Linked DNA regions of Mus musculus: region 2 is linked to region 1. Evidence: chromatin loops called from intact Hi-C (ENCODE). Cell type or tissue: left cerebral cortex. All regions are shown on one strand.

What was found. A loop is a pair of places that touch in the nucleus more often than their neighbours do. Peaks named below come from ENCODE experiments on the same cell type or tissue, not always from the same donor. Only the 100,000 strongest peaks of a DNase experiment are listed, where the experiment ranks them.
Region 2: a loop joins it to region 1, with 10 times the contacts of the local background. A loop is called at or near these places in 2 of 42 quality-filtered maps.

Annotation. Positions count from the first base shown.
Region 1 is chr17:86,298,651-86,303,650 of GRCm38, reverse strand. All of the region lies in intron 1 of Prkce (protein kinase C, epsilon), which reads right to left. Among named protein-coding and RNA genes, the nearest start is that of 2010106C02Rik, 14 kb to the right of the region's middle. In left cerebral cortex, no CTCF peak of the experiment used is centred here; DNase peaks (open chromatin) are centred at 1,191, 1,515 and 2,206; H3K4me3 peaks cover 541 bases; H3K27ac peaks cover 1,332 bases.
Region 2 is chr17:86,213,514-86,218,513 of GRCm38, reverse strand. The region is part of intron 1 of Prkce (protein kinase C, epsilon); the gene reads right to left. Among named protein-coding and RNA genes, the nearest start is that of Gm52296, 27 kb to the left of the region's middle. In left cerebral cortex, a CTCF peak has its summit at 2,529 (motif pointing right); DNase peaks (open chromatin) are centred at 243, 840, 3,611, 4,042 and 1 more place; H3K27ac peaks cover 1,847 bases.

The DNA.
Region 1 (5,000 bases):
CCTGTCAGAGGTGCATCTACAAGCCTTTCAGAAACGCCACTCTAGGCCTTTCCTTGGTCACTAATGTGAGCTGAGAGGCCGTGTGTGGGAGTCAGAGGGACTTGGATGAGCGCTTGTTCTGTTTCCTTTGCAAAGGAGGTATTGGCCTCAGGCCTCTCCTCAAGGTACAGGCCTTGGGTCTCTTGAGAACGAAGGCACCACGTTCTCCATTCTACCGCCAACACCACCATCAGGACCATGAGATCATGCTGGCAGCTGCTTGGCCAGAGAGGCACCATCTTCGAAAATGTCTGTTGAAGGCACTGGGGCACAGTGACAATTAACTTCCAAAAGTTCCCTGTGTCTCTCGACGGTCCCCCGGCACAAGATGAAAACAAGCAGCCACAGCAGAGGGTTACTCAAGGCTGCTCACAATGGTCAGGACCCCGGTAATCCTGGGGGGGGCTAGGGCCACAACAGAGGCCCTGATGAAGTGGCCATTTCCGGCAGCCCCATTTCCTCTCATTGTACTTTGGTGGGACAAAAAAATGTTACAGTGAGCAGCCATTGGGTCACATAGAATACTTGAATAGATACATCCTACAACCCTTGAAAACCTCCTCTGTGCCCTGATAACAGAGCTAAAAATACCACGGGCCCTACTAGTGGATTGGAGATTCCAAGTCAGAGGCAGGACCACGTGTGTGTGTGTTTTCCGCACATCCTGAAGATTTCCTTATGTGTCTCACATCCTCCTCCCCCGACCGACGGACCGACCAACCGACCGGGTGTCACCACTGCAATGCTGAGACATCCTGGTTACTACACCTCATTCAACTGCATAGCTAATCTGAGTTTGAAGAGTGTGCTCGTGGGTATCTCTCTTGTTACCTGCCCCTCCTGTAAATCCATGAGCCCCTGAGTAGGAGACCACTTGGCCCTACAGCTCACGCTCAACTTCCCCTGGGGCCCAAAAGGCTCTGTTCCACCATGTAGCCAACCTTGCCCGTTGCTTTCGCCTGGCCTAGAGTCCCTGGCTGACGTCTGCTTGCTCTCGTTCTCTTCCCCGCTCTGCCTCTCACTATGTTTTGATTTTGCTGGTCACTCTGCTCTCTAAGTCCATCCAAGCACCACACTAGGTGCAATTACCGAGCGTGCCCAGAGCTGCATTAGGCTAAGTTCTGAAACCCGGGCTGTGGTCCAAGCTCATGAGCTCATGGCAGAGGCTCAGTGCTCCCCAGCGGGGCCTTCATAGAAGCCTGGTTTCTCCCAGCTTGGAGAACAGTACTTCGGTTTTATAGGGCCTACTGTAGCTGTTCCTACAGTCACCAGCAGAAAAATGTCCCTTGGTCTCTACTCTGTGTGCAGTTTCCAAACCTATGGGTCATCCAGTCGGGTGGTTCACCTACGGAATCTGGACTCTGGGGGGAGGAGAGGAGCTAGCAGCTCCTGAGTCTGGGATTACAGTGTGAGCTGCTCCATTCCGTTGGAAATCTGAACTTGAACCAAAGCCTCCGGTGACTCACTGGGAGAGGGTGAGAAATCCTAGCTTTACAGCACACAGTAGGTTTTGGAACGAGGCTGACCTAGTTCTGTATGGTTTTACACAAGCTATACTGTGCAGTCTCCCCATCTGTAAAATGGGACCATTGCGCACTGAGGTTTCTACAGGACTATATGCTCTCCGTCAAGCTTAGTATAACAGTGACTTCTCTTCTTTGGCTGTGCATTTCCAAAGACTGTCAATTCATGTAATAAGGCACATGTAAAGTAAAAAACAAAAACAAAACAGGGCTATTGACAGCGGCTACCTTGGGTTGCAGCTGTAATTCAGAGACAACGTATTCGCCGAGCATGCACATGGTCCAATCCTCAACACAGTTCTGCAAACTCGCTCGCTAGCTAAGTCAATCACAATTAATTAAAAATAATGGCTCCTATAGACATTATTGAGAGGATCGGCATCCACAGGATAGACTCTGTGGCAAATGCCCAGGAAGGTTGGCTGCTGCTGTATCATAACAACCTTAGCCACTCATCGCCTTGCTCTACCTTCTCACACACAGAGCAGCCGGTCTCCCAACAGAACCTCAGGGCTGACGCCTGTCCCCGCACCTCAGAAATGGGACCCGGCTGCGTCAGGACTGCTTGTCTGGTTGCAGCGAGCTAGGCAGTGTGCAGATGGAGCCTAAAGATAAAATGGCTGAGAGCAGACACCAGAAAAGGAGTGGGAGGGCCCAGAAACGGAAGTCGGGGTAGAGAATATAAACTTCACTGATGTCACAGTTTTCTTGGAACCCCGTGGAGGAGGCTGCTAAATAGCAACTGCCGCTTGAACTGTCTCATTACTGTAACTCCTCCTGGAGTCCAGGGACACGTTCTCCTGGGTGTCCAAGCTAGGCATAACAGGAAATGCTGGAGAACACGGCACCATGCACAGGAACCCAGACCGCAAGGGGGGGGGGGGAAAGCACAGGACATATAGAAAACAGCAGAAGACGGAACTCAAGGTCCCCACGACATTGCTAACGAACGCCATGCAAAGATCTCAGGATGTGTCTGTGCAAGGCACAGGTGCTGCCTGGCAACCAGGAGATAACTAACCATCCCTCTATGCCTCGCAGGGCTGTAAGATGAGTGTTCCTCAAGAGACACAAGGAGGCTTGGCTGCTTCCTGCTGCCAGTAGATCCCTAGAAGGTGTTGGGTCACTGTTGGTGGGTAAGGGAGAGGCTTCAAGGCAGCCTCCAGATCCTTTGTCTCTACTTCGCTCCAGCAGGCACCGGGCACTGCTTTCCAGCTGTCCGCTGCTGCACGGAAGGCAGAGGTCAGAGCGTGGCTTCCTGGAGGAACCACACATCTGCTGCACTTCCTAGGATGGACTGAGTGCTCTCTGGGCCACCACAGATCTCCCCAGCTCCCCACCACAGATCCCCTGGACCTGATCCTATCACTTAATGCCCCGACTCTGAGAGCAACCATCCTCATTAGTTTGGGAAATCAAACTAAGAGCTACACATAATGTCCACACAATTTTAAATGACAGGATTAGTTTTGTTTTCTGTTTCCCTGTAAAACCCACCCCTGTCGGTCCCACCCTGCCTCCCCCCAAGTGTTTCCTACCCTGTCAGCTTTCTCAAATCTTGGACAGCATATACTTTCAGCTTACTGTTCTTCTTTCTTAGGGAGTGTTAATTTTTGTTGTTGTTTTATGTTTTTGAGGCAATAAACAATAAAGTCTTAGCTGGCCCTAGAACTTACTATGTAGATCAAACTGACTTTGAATCAGAGTGATCCATCTGCTTCTGCCCCTCTGCCCCTCTGCCAACCCTCTGCCCCTCTGCCAACCCTCTGCCCCTCTGCCCCTCTGCCCCTCTGCCCCTCTGCCCCTCTGCTCCTCTGACCCTCTGCCTCTCTGTCTCTCCTCTACCTCTCTGCCCCTCTGCCTCTGTTGGGATGAAAGGTGTGCACCTCCATGCTTGGCTACATAGTGTTAATTAAAAAAAAAATGTGTTACTACCTGGGGAAACTAGTATTACTAGCCATAAATATTTTTTTGCTACAATAAAACCAAAACAATATTATTGTGAGGCTGTCTCCTTTTGTTTAAAAAGGGAGATTAGTGAGTGTTAAAGGTTAATGGTGCTGAAGCCCCAAGTTGCGTGTTTCTCCCTGATGTTATCAGAAGATTGAATGAAAACAAAAGAAATAGAGGGAGAAAGAATCTCATTTTTGAGGCACATTATATGTAGTACAATACCCCAAACCTAAACACACAGCCCTTTGAGTGTGGCAAATGTTTGCACCTATGTAAGGCTCCACAGTGAACCGTAAACACAAGGAGCGTTATCACTGTCTCAGCCTCCAGGCCACTTTCTCCATAGAACACACGTGGTCTCCCAGTGGAGAGCACAGGTGCTTTGACTGCTTTGATTTCTAGCCACACCCACTAGATTTGATCTTCTTTTGAACTTCAGATTTGGCTCACAGAAGGTTGTTTATTTTGTTTTTTGTTTTTTGGTTTTTTTTTTCTTTTTCATTGCTAAGTCAAAATTCTGATCATGTAATACTTTGGTATTTGAAGTTTTACAATGGGAAGGTATTATTTCTAAGTAGCCAGGTATGGTGGCACATGCTTTTAATCCCACTCGAGGCAGAGGCAAGTGGGCCTCTGTGAGTTTCAGGCAAGCCAGGAATACATCATACAGAGACCCTACCTGTCCTAGAACCCTGTCCTATTGCTGGGATGAGACGTCATGACCAAGGCAACTTATAAGAGAAAGCATTTAATTGGGCGTATGGTTTCAAAGGGAGGAGTCCATGATGACGGAGCAAAGAAAGACACAGGGGCAGCAAAGCTGAGAGCTCACCTCTTTGTCTGTCAGCAGGATGTCAGACTGGGGATGCTAAGATTCTTTGAAAACCTCCAACTCCATCCCCAGTGACACACATTCTCAAGGAGGTCACACCTACTAGTCCTCCCCAAACACTTCTTCAACCAACCGGAGGCCAAGGATGCAGACATAGGAGCTGCGGGGGGTGGGGGCATCCCCATGCATTCAGTCCATTGGACTGTCTTTCACATTGGGAAGCTGGGTTAGCACAGAAAATTCCAGTGGGATGCTGATTTACTGATTTGCCTCCCACTAAATCCCAATTAATCTGATTATCATTTAATCTCCTCTGCAGGAAATCGAGACCAATAGTCCTTTGTGACCCGACGACCCTTCCTTTTGCCTTGCTCAGACTGGCTGTGCTCCCCTCCTCCATGGACCATGGTCCCTCCACAGAGCTTGCTCTCCGCTCCTACTCCAGTCCTACAATTTCCCTCTCCTGGACCCTACGCGCAGAAACTCCCTACTCCTCTAAACCAAATTTATGCTTCACATTCACACACGGAGCTCCGTTTTTTTCTTTTCTTTTAATCTGTCTCCTTCTCAAGTAGAGCCTTGGGTCCTTGAGGGCAAGCAAAACGTTACCCTGACATGGACGACAGATATTGAGAGCAGGACAATCGTTGTGA
Region 2 (5,000 bases), 85 kb after region 1:
TCCACCACAGCCAGCCATTCTGTGCCCTCACTGCCTGTGCCTGCTCCACCCACACCTAGACACACAACCAAACCCAGGGGAAAGTCAGGCTCTGCTCACACTAGGCCTGGTGCTTGGCCACCCTCAGGGTAGTCTCAGCCTGGCTGCGTGTCCATGTGGGTTCCTACAATGTATTTGTGGTCGTTACCTGGAGCTGGGGATCTGGATTCAAAACATGAAGCTCACTCCTGTAGCTTCTTGCTTGATACCTGCTCTCCTCCCACGGTCCTCTCCCCCCTCTTCCTTTCTCTCTTCCTATTCCTCCCTCTACCGCCCCCCCGACGAACACTGTCGCTGCTGGATCTCACATATCTGGGAAGTCCATCTGCTTGCTGTTTACCCGCATCATTAGAGGAGCTGTTGGGCAAACTCAAGCCTGCCACCCAACTCCATCCCCCAGGGAGGAGCATCCCCTCTGGTTACAGGCATGCCACCCTCCACCCAACACCCGGCTTTTGTTTGCTCATTCACCCAACTGGAGATTTATATTTTATATCAAGTCAGACTGTTGATTTTGCCAAAATAAAACTCTTAAGTGTGACCAGATTCTGGAAGAAAACAATACAACCAAATTCACCTAATCTGGGACCTGAGTCTTTTTTTTTTTCCTAGATTGTATTTTAATTACAGCATTTCTCCCATCTCTTCCCTCCCTCCAAGCCCTCTCTCACATATCCCCTCTCCTTATCTGGGTACTTTTGTATAAATTCATAGCTGTATGTCACACACACACAGCCCAGTTTAGCCACTTTTCCAGAAGCTTGCCCACAAAATGAGCATGGGTTTCCTGACGTGCAGCCAAGCGTCACACGTGAATGTGTCGCCCAACGGAGCATTTGTGGAGAAGAAAGCCAGCACCAAATGATGTCTGCTCCAGCCATAGCTGCCTGGAAATTGAAAAGAAGTCTACAGGGAGATGATATAGGCTCAGGAACTCAATGGAAACTGCCCTCTCTCCCTCTCCCCCTCTCTCTCCTGTCAGATGGCTACTTTCCATTCACTCTGCCTGGCACTGATATGCACACAAGTTTAAGATGCTCAATTTCTCTTGATGTAAAAAGAAGAGAAAAGAAAAAAGAAAGGAAAGGAAAGGAAAGGAAAGGAAAGGAAAGGAAAGGAAAGGAAAAGGAAAAAAGGAAAAGGAAAAGGAAAAGGAAAAAAGGAAAAGGAAAAGGAAAAGGAAAGAAAAGAAAAGAACCCAGCACTTGGGAGGCAGAGGCAGGCAGATTTCTGAGTTCGAGGCCAGCCTGGTCTACAAAGTGAGTTCCAGGACAGCCAGGGCTACACAGAGAAACCCTGTCTCAAAAAAACCAACAACAACAAAAACAAAACAAAACAAAACAAAACAAAAAGAGAAAGAAAGAAAGAAAGAAAGAAAGAAAGAAAGAAAGAAAGAAAGAAAGAAAGAAAGAAAGAAAGGGAAGGAAGAGAAAAGAAAAGAAAAGAAAACAAAAGAAAAGAAAACAAAAGAAAAAAGAAAGAAAAAGAAAAGAAAAAGAAAATGTATGTGGGTTGAGAATTCCTACTCCAAATATCCAAAATGCTCTGAAATCCATTTTTTTTAACTTGCATAACTCAGAATATTTCAGGGTCTGGGGTTTTTAATTAGGAATATTTAACCTTGTAGAGAGTCCTCACAGAGATCCCAATCTAACAGCTGAAACATTTCTGGGTCCTAAAATTTTGGAAGAGAAATACTCAACCTATATACAACTGAAGGATCAGGGGACAAATTCCAATTCCCTACAGGGACATCTAGGTGCTGATTCAGCAGCAAAGACTTGCTGAGAACTGGGGTGGTCATGGGACCACTCAAATGATTCATTCCTGGAAGAGGCAGCTCCAGGGAAGGGATTGGAAACAGTCCTACCAGTGAGCTCTGAGGATGGAGGTAGGGAGGTCCTAGGACATCCAAGTAAAATGGCGTCTGAAAGGAAACCGCCCTACGAGCAAGGTCACCAGCCCTTCAGAGCAGCCGGTCTCAACCTTCCTGATACCTCAACTCTGTGTCCCACTCCCACCCACAAAATCATTTTTGTTGCAACCTCATAACTGTCATTTTGCTACTGTTATGAACTGTAATGTAAAAATAAAATCTGTGTTTTCCAGTGGTCTTTTGGGGGTTGTGCCCCACATTTTGAGAACCGGCGTGCTAGAGAAAGAAGCAGTGCCACAGCCTTTCTAGTGCCAACCAGTCCACAGGGAGTGAAGAGCACCGGCTGACTCTGCCCCCCACTCCTTTTTTTCTTGCTTCTTCCAGTTGCCATCTTTTACTCTGGTTTTGACTAATAATAATTAATAATAATTTTGGTACGATAGTTTTCAACCCACATTTTAGTCAAGAACCCTACAGAGTCAAAAATATCATTTCAAGAGGCAGATAGTACAGGGCTGCCTGAGGGCTCTTTAGTGCTCCCCCCACCCCCCAACCCAGAACAAGAGCAAACAGGCCTGGGCAGCCGAGAGGGCAAGCTTGGTAAGGCCAGCAGGGGGCGGTCTCCTCCTTACCGAGGCAGGTACACACAGGTAGTGCACCTTCCAGTACATTACCAGTGATGCAATCTATCACAGCCACATACATCAGGGTGGCCCGTTTTATTGGCAACTTCTTGATCAGTAACATCCACTCCTGATATCGGAATAAATTCAACCTCAGGGATAGATAATCTCCATTATCGCTGCATCCATTAAAGGAAGAGTGGTCATGAAGAAATTGGCTTTCACTTTGGAAACAAGAAAGAAGTGGGATAGGTGCTGGAAGGATAGCTTGGTGGTAAAATGTGTGCCTCACAAGCATAAGGACCTCACTTTGGTCTCATGCGGAAAGGTGGGTGGGGTAGTCCATGCTCATATCCCTACTGCTGGAGAGGCACAGGCTGGGAAACCTTTGGGGGTGTGCTGTCCAGACATCCCATGCCAAATTTAGAGCTCCGGGTTCCAGGGAGACACCTTGTCCCTGACACCAAGAATGATGGATGGTGACTGAGGAATGACACCATGGTTGGGTGACCTGTAGTCTGGAGAGGGAGAGAGGGAGAGAGAGAAAGAATATCACACCCAGGAAAAGAATGAGAGCTCTATGTGGAGATCCCAGAGTCATATGTGGACTCTAGAGTCTAAACATTTACCTCCTGGTCCTCAACTGCCATATTAGGCCATTAGAGCTGGAGTATCCAAAATTCTAATATTAGGATGTGATATCCTAATATTCTGATTATTATTGATCTTGTTAAAATATTATATGATTCTAATTGTTCTGAGTACTATCCTAGTAGTCTCGGAGAATGTCCTCCAGTATTATCCTAACACTGTCAGGAGCCACATGGTGGCCAGACTTCACTGCCCAGAACAATCTGGAAAGCGGACTCCTCTGCTTGCCCTGAGAACTTTCTCGCTGGATGAAAAACTGAGACTCAGGTTCTCAGGGCCCCGCTCGCCCCCACAGACTGCTGTCATGTCTTCTGCTTATTCAGAAAGGCCTAAATGTTTCAAAGCAAATGAAAAGATGATGCCTGCCGACTAGGTTCTTCGCCCACCACCGCGGCAGCCCTGAGGGAAGGAGGATACCAAAATGAAGACGCAAAATGGAGAAATCCAAGCAAAGGCATAGAGAGCCTCGACAGAAACTCCGTAAAAGGGCAAGGAGAAAGGCGTGTGCCGCCACAGCTTCCTGCCAAAACCTTCATGGGGATTTGGAAAAAACGAGGTATCTCTGTCAGGGCCCCAGCAAATGCCGTGTGAAAGAGCTGCGGCTGGTATTTAACAGGGCCCCAGAAAGCCTTTTTTATCATTTTTTTAAAAAGGTAATTATTTTAACCGCTGATGTGTATAATAAACTCTTGTCAGCCTGACATTAAAATCTGTTTCTTTTCTTTGCTCCCCACCTCTTCCCTGTGAGCCCTGCAGCCCACAAGCGTGGCACATGTTCTATTGTTATCTCACGGTCTCTTTCGGAGCTCCTTGGTGGGCAGTTGTTCCGTGAAGCTGTGGTGTGTTTGCTTCGAGAAAGACACCATCTCCCCGCAGGGATGGGAAGGAAGACTGAACGTAGGCAGCACTGAAGCTGCGGTATAAGACTGGGTCTTCTCTGGGGGTGGAGAGGGCTTCTGTACAGTCATTGTAGCAACAGAGAGAAATGCAAAAGGGAACATTACCAAGATCCTTTGAGGCTAACAGCAGGAGGACACAGTTGCAGAGAGAGGAGGGAGGGAGGGAGGGAGGGAGGGAGGGAGGGAGGGAGGGAGGGAGAGGGAGAGGGAGGGGGAGGGGGAGAGGGAGAGGGAGAGGGAGAGGGAGAGAGAGAGAGATGGCTGAGAAATGTTTAGGTTTCCTGAGGATCTGACTTTGACAAGCATGAAGAATGAAGCTTATGGGGAAGTCCCCTGACTTTCCCAGGTGGACAAAGCAGAAAAGGGATCTTCATCTCTTCTGTGAGTTCCAAAAAGGTAGGGGACTTGGCCAAAGTACCTTGCTTAAGCACTCCACAGGCACACTGAAGGTCTGGAAAGGCTGATCCTTCATGCCTATCCTGTCACGTTCAGTAGCTCCTTTTCACTATCAAGAAAAACAAAACCCTCACCATCAAGCCTGATAGGCAAACCTCTAAGCAATTCAGGCACCTCACCTGGTCATAGATTCCTCAACCCCTGATCACCAGAACAAACAACTCCTCGCTAACCTGGCTAGCCTGGTTGTATCCCTACTATCCTGGATGGCCCTGTCGTATCCTCTCATTTTTAATTAGTTCTTCACACAATATGTTTAGAGCACACACACACACACACACACACACACACACACACACACACACACAATTCACTCCTCCCAGATCCACAGGCCCCTTTCTCTAACCATCCAACTTTACGTCCTCTTAATTTTGATTTTTTTTCCTTAAATGCCTCAAGTCTAATTTGGTTTGGGTATGTTCTTGGATTGGGGCCTTCCACTTGAACATGGTCAGC